Linked DNA regions of Homo sapiens: region 2 is linked to region 1. Evidence: chromatin contacts called from ENCODE Hi-C or POLR2A ChIA-PET data. All regions are on one chromosome and are shown on one strand. Each heading gives the region's core, a stretch centred on a gene start or an enhancer-like site at or near the end of the contact. The rest is flanking DNA. Distances are from core to core; before and after follow the strand shown.

Region 1 (4,704 bases), core at 87-2,586:
ACATTCTCGGGGCCCCTTAGACTAAACCAATCACCCTCTCCTCTGTGCTCTGGGGCTCTGTGTGTCCACCTCTGCGGTTGCACTCACCACATTGTGGCATGGGGTCTTACAGTCTTGGGGACCATGCCATGGCCCTTCCACAGAACTGAGACAGGGCTCAGAATGGGGAGAGGGTTAGGTACATCTGTGTTGAATAAATTCATGCATGCATCTGTCACAATTTGCAGGGCGTTTTCATAGAGCAGATTTTAATTCATTTATAAAGCAGATTGTATTTATTTATATAATAGGTGCAAAATCCAAAAGGTAGGACAGATGTATTGTGCCAAGCCTATGGTCCATCTCCATCCTCTAACCACCCAGTTCCCCTCTCTGAAATCAGTATCTGAATCCTATTTTGTATGCATCCTTCCGGAGGGTCCCTACTAACATAAAGGTACATGTATTTCTTATATCCCTTTTGCACAAATTATAGCATCTTGCTTTTTTACATTTTACTTTTTAATATGCCTTGTAGATCCTTCAATATCAGCCCATTGAGAGTTGCCTTATTTTTATTTTTATTTTTTTGTTTCATTAGCTGCATAGTTTTATTCCACTATAAGGGTGCTTCATGATTAGCCAGTCTTCTAAGGCTGTTTCTAATTCTTTGGTAATTCTTTGCTGGCATGGATAACCTTGTGCATTTATCAACAGTGCTTATTTTTTTTTTTTTTTTTTGATTTGGAGTCTTGCTTTGTCACTCAGGCTGGAGTGCAGTGGTGTGATCTCGGCTTACTGCAACCTCTGCCTCCCGGGTTCAAGTGATTCTCCTGCCTCGGCCTCCTGAGTAGGTGGGACTACAGGTGCTCACCACCACGCCTGGCTAATTTTTTGTATTTTTAGTAGAGACAGGGTTTCACCGTGTTGGCCAGGATGGTCTTGATCTCTTGACCTCGTGATCCACCAGCCTCGGCCTCCCAAAGTTCTGGGATTACTGGCGGGAGCCACCATACCCGGCCAACAGTGCTTAATTTTAAGAAATTATTTTCAAATGGTAGACTTTCAGGCTTCAGTAAGGTAGGCAGTGTGACTTTCCTGGCACTGTTCTCATAACTGCTAATTGGTTTATTCAACACTTGTTTCAATCCCTCTCTAGCGTGCTGAGACTGAAGAGCTGGCAAATATGTTTCCCAGGCATCTTTTGCAGGTAGATTCAGGGTGTGGCCTTAGGATCCACCAAGCAGCTGTAGTCAGGTAAGATTTGGATTTGGATCTAAGTCACTGAGCAGAGAGGTGGAGTGTGTGGACATTTACTTGGCCAGTGGGTGTCACTGCAGGAGTGCTAGCTCTGTTGCTAACAGCTGTTGGTGGCAGATGTCAGATACCGCAGCTTCCTGGTTGCAGGGGAGGCCGCAGCTCCTTAGGCGGCCCGATTCTGTGCTGTAATTTTGGGAGCCAATCCTGGAAGTTCAGTTTAATGCCTAGCATCTCAAACTGTTGTCCACAGATCAGGAGTAGAATCCCAGGCACCAGCCCACTCCTAAAGAATCAGCTACACCCCCAGGTGATTCACACACCCAGTCAAGGTTGAGAAGTACTGGCCTAGACTATACTGGAGCTCTGCCAAGGCTCTAATTAGAATCACCTGGGAAGCTTTGACCACTGCAGGTGCCAAGGCCACACCCCAGATTAAGTCATAATCTCTAAGGGTGGTGCCTGGGCATCAGCATTTTTAAAACTTCCCAGGTGATTCCAGTATGTAGCCAAGGTTGCGACCCATTGGCCTGGAGTAATAGCTCTGAATCTTGGTTATACACTAGAATTACTTGGACCTTTAAAAAAAATACTACAAATTCTGATTTAATTGGCTTGAACAAAGACATGAGCATTTTATTTTTGTAAGCTCTCTTGGCAATTCTAATGTAAAGCAAGGGTTGAGAACTATTCGTCTAGATTTGTTTCTTCAGCCTTCTTCACTGTTTTTACCTCTTAATAAAGACCCTTGTGTTTAAATCCACTAGAGTGAATTCTGTGGTCTGTAATTAAGAACCTTTGCATCATATGAGAAGTCACCTGTTTGAGCTGCACTGGAACTTGGGCTGGCTTATGTTGGCTTTAGTTACCTTGGAACAAATAATATAATTTAATTTAAAAGGGCTTTTGAGAAAACCCATTGAGAAGAATCAATCAGGAAACCACTTTCTGATGAACTGACTAAGAAGGATGGGTTAGAAAGGAGGCAGGCAGGGCCAGAAACACAATGAGCCATGTCTGAAGATCAAGGAGGGTGGGGGTGGAGGGCTGCAGAACTTTGGTGAAAGGGAAGAGTGTTACCTAACTAGACCCGTGAGTATAAAAACAAGGGCCCATCCAGCCAAACAGCTAAACAGATGAAAGCTTCATATTTCTTTTGGGTGGATTCCTGGTTGTGCAGTGACCTCTGGGAGGAGAAGTCAAGGAGTTTGGGGCTTGGAGGAAGGGCCAAGAGGGACAGGGGTTTTTGTCCTTTGCCAATATGGCCCTCCTTCCTCTCTGTGTTCTCTCATCTTTTGGCTTGTAGTTCAGGACCTGCCTGCATCCCCTGCTCTGGTTTCTAAGCAATAGCTGGTGACTTCTTCCCAACATTTGAACTTGCCTTCACAGTGCCCCCAGTCCTTAGGGTGGCTAGTTAGCAGATGCCTGACTAAGCATTATTAATATCCAGGCCCTGTGGCTGCCTCGGGGGTTCACAATAGGAGCTCACAGGCTAATGAAGAGGCGATTGCAAGGCAGTCTGAAAAGTGCTATAACAAAAGCATAGGGTGTGTATGGCATTGAGGAAGGGTTGTCAGTCATGGCAGTTCACAGAGAAGGTAAACAATTAGGTGTGTATATTATAGAGGTGAGCCACAAAGGGTCAGAAATGATCAGGAGAGACAAGTGCAAGCAGGGGACATGACAGATGCAGGAATGCATGACTATAGGCTCCTTGAAGGCAGCGAGGGCTCATGCATTTATCGATACTGTATTCCTGGTGACTATCTCAGCTCTCACATGTAGAAGTGCTTATGTGGATGTGAATAATGAATACATGAAAAAAAGTGATGGTATATTGGTTAGAAAGCTATCAGTTGCAAGTAATAAAAAAACTCTTAAACATCAAACAGAGAGGGAAGATATTAGTCACATAACAAAGAGAGAGTAGGTGGTAGGATTCTGCCTCCACCTCTTTACAGCAGTTTTAGGCCACACATTCTAACACAGTGATGTCCAAAGGCAGAAATAGGGCTGTCTTTAATGGGATCTTTATCTTAAGGGCAAGAATTCTCATAAGGGCTCCAGTGGAACTTCTCTCAGGTCTCAGTGGCCCCATGCTTAGCTGTAATTCAATCACTGGCAAGAAGAATAGGGTAGCCCTGATTCACTAAGACCAATAACTGGAGCTTAGATGTTGTGTCATCCACTGAAATGAGAAAGGCTGGAAGTGACTCTATAAAGAGATTCTGGGACCTTTAATTTAACTTCATCTTACTCTTTAAAAGAGATTGCTGTGGTCACTGAAGTATAATTTCAATTGCTTTAGATTATTCTTTTAAAAGCAGAACTTCTAAATTTTTTAGAATTTGAGCTTTTGTAAAATCTTCAACAATTGTGTCACTATTGACATTTATAGGGATATATTTGAATAATAAATGGATAAAGCTTTCTGCAAATTATTTTCTGAGAAGGCAATAGGTAAACTTGGTAAAAAAAAAAATGAAGATACAAGGAGATTTACCATGAGAAACAACTCTGCTCCCATCCCTGTCCTCCCTCCAACCCTTGACCTCCCCAGAGCCAGTCACTACTAAGGATTTCTTGCGTGGGCTTCCAGAAATACTATATGCATGTTCAAACATGTATGCATTCATATTCACCACTTCAGTACTAAACAAACAGTACACACTCTACTTTACCTTGCCTTTACACTTGGATGCCACTTTAAAATGGACATTCCTAGCTTTTATATTTTGCCTGAGGTGGTAAACTATTAATTCTAAATGGACTGTGAAAAAATGTCCATGTATATTACACTTTATAGAGAAACCATTAAAAATAATATGAAGAGAGATAGCTAAAAAGTTAAAAGGTATATTAAAATATAATACTAAAAATATTCAAATAATGCAAGAGAAGGCAGGAAAGGGGAAACAGGAGCAAGAAACAGAGAGGGAAAACTAATGAAACGATAGATCTAAATTCAATCATGTCAGTTAAATTACATAAAATCGCATGAAATATAAATGGTCTTAACACACCGAGAGTGTCAGAGTGGAAAATAACAACAAAACAACATCCCACCTCTATGTTGTCTATGAGACAGACTTTAAATATAAAAATACAAATAGGTTTAGTTTAAAAGTAAATAATGGAGAATATGTACCATTCAAACAGTAATCAAGAGATAACTGAAGTGATATAAAGTGGTGTGGCCAATATGGAAAAAGTCTGGTGGTTCTATTTAAAATAGAATTATTATACAATCCAGCAATTTGACTTCTGGGTATAGATCCAAAAGAATTGAAAACCAGTTCCCAAGAGATATTTGTACCCTCATGTTCACAGCGTTATGTACAACAGCCAAGAGGTACAAGCAACCCAAATGTGCATAGACAGCTGGATAGATACATGAAATATGGCCTAGCCACACAATGGAATATTATTCAGCCTTAAAAAGGAGGGGAATTCTGACACATGCTACAA
Region 2 (4,820 bases), core at 2,005-4,504, 85 kb before region 1:
GAAAGGTCGTGGCCGGGCTAAATCAAAACTTCAATCTCATACCCAGCACTATGCTTCTCCCCTCCCCATCCCTCAGCTCAAGCCTGAGCTAGGTCTGCCTTGGAGAGGTGGCCTAGTCTGCTTTTTACCACCTTCCCCCACACCTTGCCTCTAGTTCCTGGGCTTCCCTTTTAGGAGGAAGTCTTATCAGACCTAGAGTAGGGACACATTCCGTAGTGGTCACGTGGCCCAGATGAGAGGGATGCCCACCTCATGCCCTCTCTGTACTTGCCACTGCAAGCCAGCCCAGCCAGCTTCCTACATTCCTTTACAATTCTCTGGACAAAAAGCAGGTGCCAGCCTCCCTGTTCCAGAACCTGGGGGCAAGGGCAAGCCCCAAGCTCCTGTCTGGGGAGCACCATGTCAGCCTACTGGTTTCTGTGGCTCAGCCAGCACCCAGCTGGGTATTGGACTCACTCTCTCCCTCTCGAAGGCCTCCTGACCTCCCTGCTGTTCTCTTGGATCTTTGTGCCTCACTTGAGGATGGGAGAAACATCTTCCTCCTGCCTTCATGGGGAAAGGGAGGGATGGAGAAACACCCTAGCCTTTCCTACTAGGCTGACAACTCCCTACTCTTAGAAATGCGCCTATTTCAATGGACTCGCAAATCTTCTAGTATTCTCTTGGGGTGGTGGAGGTGGGATGGGAGGATTGGATCACTCATCTTTGAGAAAATCCTGCAGGTATCCTCTGATCACTTTCTTTTTAGACTGCGGGGGCACTTTTACTTATTGCTATCCACTTTAGGGCTTTTAGCAGAAGTTCTGAGATTGCAGGGAAAATCCCATTTGATGTCCCATTAAGTGTTCAAACTTCCTCTTTGACTTGGCTGCCTTGCCGGGGATCTGCTTGCCAAGGGCTCTCTAACCTTGACTCAGCACAGCTCCCTCCAGTGGTCTTAGGACCCAGATGTGCAGCTGAGGTCACAGCCTTGCTCCAGGCCCTGCCTTTCCACAGTGTGCTGGGAAGCAGATCTTCTCACCTCCTCTGTACTGTGGAGGCTGACATCTTTTCCATTTTGCTGTGCATACCACGTTTGTTAAGGGAAAGAGGCTTTGAAGGAAGAATGGACATTTCTTCAATAAAGACATGTTATTTCTTTTGGCTTTGGGGGTCAGTTTTTTGTTTGTTTGCCTTTTTTTTTTTTTTTTTTTTTTTTTAAATATCAACACTCTCTAAAGTTCTAAAGGTAGGAATAAGAAGGTCTAGTGTTTTTTTTTTTTTTTTCTGTTTGCTTGTTTTGTTTTTTGTTTGTTCTTTTTGGGTTAAATTAGAACTGGTGAGCCAGCTCCAACCTGGCATTTCCAACTCGAAGTTCATGGTTCTGTCTCCTCTCAGCTCCGTGCGCCATCTTTGCCTGTTTCTTGGGTACTGAACCACGCTCAGCAGCAGGGCTGCCAGCCCTGATTTCCTGGGTCAGTCAGGCAACATATCTGAATTCTAAGAAAGCCACCTGGAGCATAATGACTTTCCTCTCAAGGTGAGACTGTGGCCAGCTAGTGAGAAAATGTGAATGAGGGCGAGGGGCAACTCTGGCCACCTTTTAGTCCCGTGGGCCATGTATATTAGTCACATAGGCTAGGTTTTGCTGCAATTGCAGGTAACTCCACAACAGAACTTATTTTTCATCTGGGCTACGTGTCCACTGCAATCCAGCCACAGCTCTGTTCCATGCTTTCTTCTCTTGGGGACCAAGCCTGTTGGATAAGGCACTATCTGGAACATGTTCTGGTCATTGTGACAGCAAGAGAAAAGCCAGAGAACCACGTGCTAGCTCTTAAAACTTATACTCCAAAGTGACACATGTGACTTCTGCTCACATTTCATGGGCCAAAGCAAGTCATTTGGCCAGAGCTGCATATATCAGAAAGGAGGTGTCTATTTCTCCTGCAGGGAGGGGCACTGAATATTTGGGACGGTCTTTTTCCAGGAAGATACCAGCTCTGCCTAAAATATAGCAGTTGCATGCGATTTAGAAATCTGACAAACAGGATTGTCAGAAAAGATCTGAAGGAAGCTGCCATGTGGGGAATTGTAATTTTTTCCCCTAAAGATTATTTCATGCTTGTTGGATCCATCATATTCTGAAATCCTTTTGCTGTCCAACAAATATTGATAAGTGGAGGCTATTCAGTCACATAGTTCTTAGGCATATCACGCCATAGCTCCCTGACATATGCCTACTGGCTGCCTTAATTTTCTCCCAATTTGTAGCTCCATGTTTCCCCATCTTCCTCCCCACACCCCATCTTTTTCTTTTTTTCTTTTTTTTTTTTTTTTTGCCCTTCTTCATTTCTTCTCTGGTCTCCAAAACCCAGATGACTGTGACTTTTCTGTGATCACTTAAGATTTTCAAGCTCCTCCCTCAAGAGGCTGGTAATTTCCACTTGGAGCATTTTCCTACTATTTTGTCCAGCTAAGCAGTAGGTTCTTAGGAAAACTGTGTGTCTTGGAGAATGAATTTCCATCAGAGGTAAGTGATTGGCATGCTTTTTTCTGTTTTTGATTAAAAATAATTTTAATATAATATTTTACTAGATTGTCTGACCAGAAAAGAAATTACTAAAAATCATAGCTATAGAGGCACTTTAACAAAATAAATATTTAATACCTGGGACCTATTTGGTACTTTTCTCTTTGCCCCTTCTTATTACAAGTACCTGAATTCTCATGCTTGATTGCCAGATGGGATCTTGAAGTGTCTGGCCAAGTCCTGTGGGGGTCAGAGCCCTCTGTTGCGGCTGAGCCTTGGACCAGCAGTGATCAGAAACCTTTCCTGGGGGGAGGCTTTTGTTTGCTTGCAGGAATGTTTCTGGGCCACCACCCCAGGTAGCCCATTCACCGTCCTGGCAGGGAGAGCTCATAAAAGAGGCAGCCTATTTCACTTTTTTCTTTCCTCCTTATCAACTGGGACAGTTTGTTTTTCCCTCTGACTCATAGATCCGGAATTTCAGGACTAGAAAGGGGCTCCCCTGCTGTTTTCTTCAAGTGACAAAAAGACAAAGATAGAGTTTAGCTACCTATAGTGCATTTTACTTCAGCATGAAGAATACTTATAATTGTCTTTTCCAATCAGACATTTTCCTAGCCAGTTTGTTTACCTTATTTTGATTTTGAGGAGGCCCATTTCCTACCTTGTTTTCGTTTGTCTTATTTTTTACTGGTCTTAGCTGGGTCTTTTGTGAGCTGCTAATTTGCTCTCTGGTCTCTTAGCAACCAGGAACTTTTCCAGCTTGCTGCTGAATCAGACCTTGGAGTTGCAAAGTTTATAACAGAACCTGCTGAAGGACAGTATCTCTCCTAGAGCCAGCAATTTTAAACCAATGTTTGAACAAGAAAATTAACCAGGGTTTCAGGACATGTACATTCACAAAGGCAACAACTACAAAACAAATGTCTGGCTCTCCAGAATGGTTCCATTCTCTTCCGCTCCCAGCCCCAGATGGCCAAGTGCTCTCTGGCTTACTTTGTCTTCCCTCCTGCAGCACAAGGCATTTCCCATTCCCTGTTCTTGGGCTGATGTGAAGCAAATGGAGCCTGCTCAGATAGGAAACAACTGTGCCCTGCCTGGAGGAGAACCAGAAAGGGGTTCTGGGTCTGCTGCTTGTTAGCAGGGGGTCAGGGCCAGCTGGTCACATGGTCTTTGACAGTTTCATTCCACACGTATTTATTTCACGCCCACTAGGTGCTAGGCCTCAGCACAGGGAAATGCATAGAATACAGCTGTGTCCCTTTAGAGCCTGTAGTCTAGTGAAGACAAACATAAATAATCTGGTTGCTATCCGTGTGACAAGCCTGCACTCACGATATAAACAAAGGACCGTGGCAGGAGAGAGGAGAACTTTGCCTGGGCAGAGGAGTGAAAGCCTATGTGAACTGACCACACTGGAGGCAGGTGAGGGGATGTGCAGTGTGAGGAGGCAGAGGCTACCTCTCTCCACCTTCAGCACATGTGCTGCAAGTCACACACTCCTGGCATTGGTCACCTGGGGGAAGGGAGCCCAAGAATATTAGCCAACATGAGAGTTTACTAGTTCTTCAGGTTGTCTATGACGATGTAAAAAACTGCTCCAAAGCTTTGTGGCATGAAACAACCACTATTTTATTGTGATCCCAAATTCTGTGGGTCAGAAGTTAGAAAAAAGCACAGAGGTGGATCTTTCAGGGGAGGACTGGAATGGGGGTGCTTTCAACCACTGGGGGCTGGAGGATCCACTTCCAATAGTTTTTTCACTCATATGTCTGGCAGCTGGGCTGGGCTGGCTTACGGGTGGGCTCAGCTGAGAGAGCATGGAGTTCTCAGGATTGTTAGACTTTTTTTTTTTTTTTTGAGACAGAGCAAGGCTGGAGTGCAGTGTTTTAATCTTGGTTCACTGCAACCTCCGCCTCCGGGATTCAAGAGATCCTTCCACCTCAGCTCCGGAGTAAGTAGGATTACAGGTGTGCACCACCATATCCTGCTAATTTTTTTGTATCTTTAGTAGAGACAGGGTTTCACCATGCTGGCCAGGCTGGTCTTGAACTCCGGACCTCCGAGGTGATCCACCCACCTCGGCCTCCCAAAGTGCTGGGATTACAGGCGTGAGCCACAGCACCCAACCCATTGGACTTCTTACATGAAGGCTCTGAGAGAAAATAAATGTCCTTTGAGAGCTAGGCTGAAGCTGTATGGCCTTCTATGCACCCTGCCTTGGAAGTTACATAGCATTCATTCCAAATGTACTATTGGTGGGAGGTGCCAAGGACCCATTCAAATAAAAAGTAGGGGACAAGGTCTGCTG

What was found. A loop is a pair of places that touch in the nucleus more often than their neighbours do. ChIA-PET counts read pairs that join two places held with the same protein, here RNA polymerase II (POLR2A). Pooled maps may share reads with other maps.
Region 2: a pooled map shows a loop between it and region 1 (2.9-fold over the local background). The contact joins two enhancer-like sites. A Hi-C loop is called at or near these places in 8 of 168 maps with a recorded cell type or tissue (Calu3, PC-9, Panc1 and 5 more) and 11 of 50 pooled maps. POLR2A ChIA-PET finds 5 or more read pairs at or near these places in 4 of 52 experiments (A549, PC-3, Panc1 and 1 more).

Annotation. Positions count from the first base shown.
Region 1 is chr6:40,909,148-40,913,851 of GRCh38, reverse strand. The region is part of intron 1 of LOC101929555 (a long non-coding RNA gene); the gene reads left to right. Among named protein-coding and RNA genes, the nearest start is that of UNC5CL, 130 kb to the left of the region's middle. Within about 2 kb of position 1,336, at least 6 of the 41 ENCODE cell types and tissues checked have a DNase peak (open chromatin) inside an H3K27ac peak, as active enhancers do.
Region 2 is chr6:40,995,830-41,000,649 of GRCh38, reverse strand. All of the region lies in intron 1 of LOC101929555 (a long non-coding RNA gene), which reads left to right. Among named protein-coding and RNA genes, the nearest start is that of UNC5CL, 41 kb to the left of the region's middle. RefSeq lists enhancers at 2,332-3,004, 3,005-3,678. Within about 2 kb of position 3,254, at least 15 of the 41 ENCODE cell types and tissues checked have a DNase peak (open chromatin) inside an H3K27ac peak, as active enhancers do.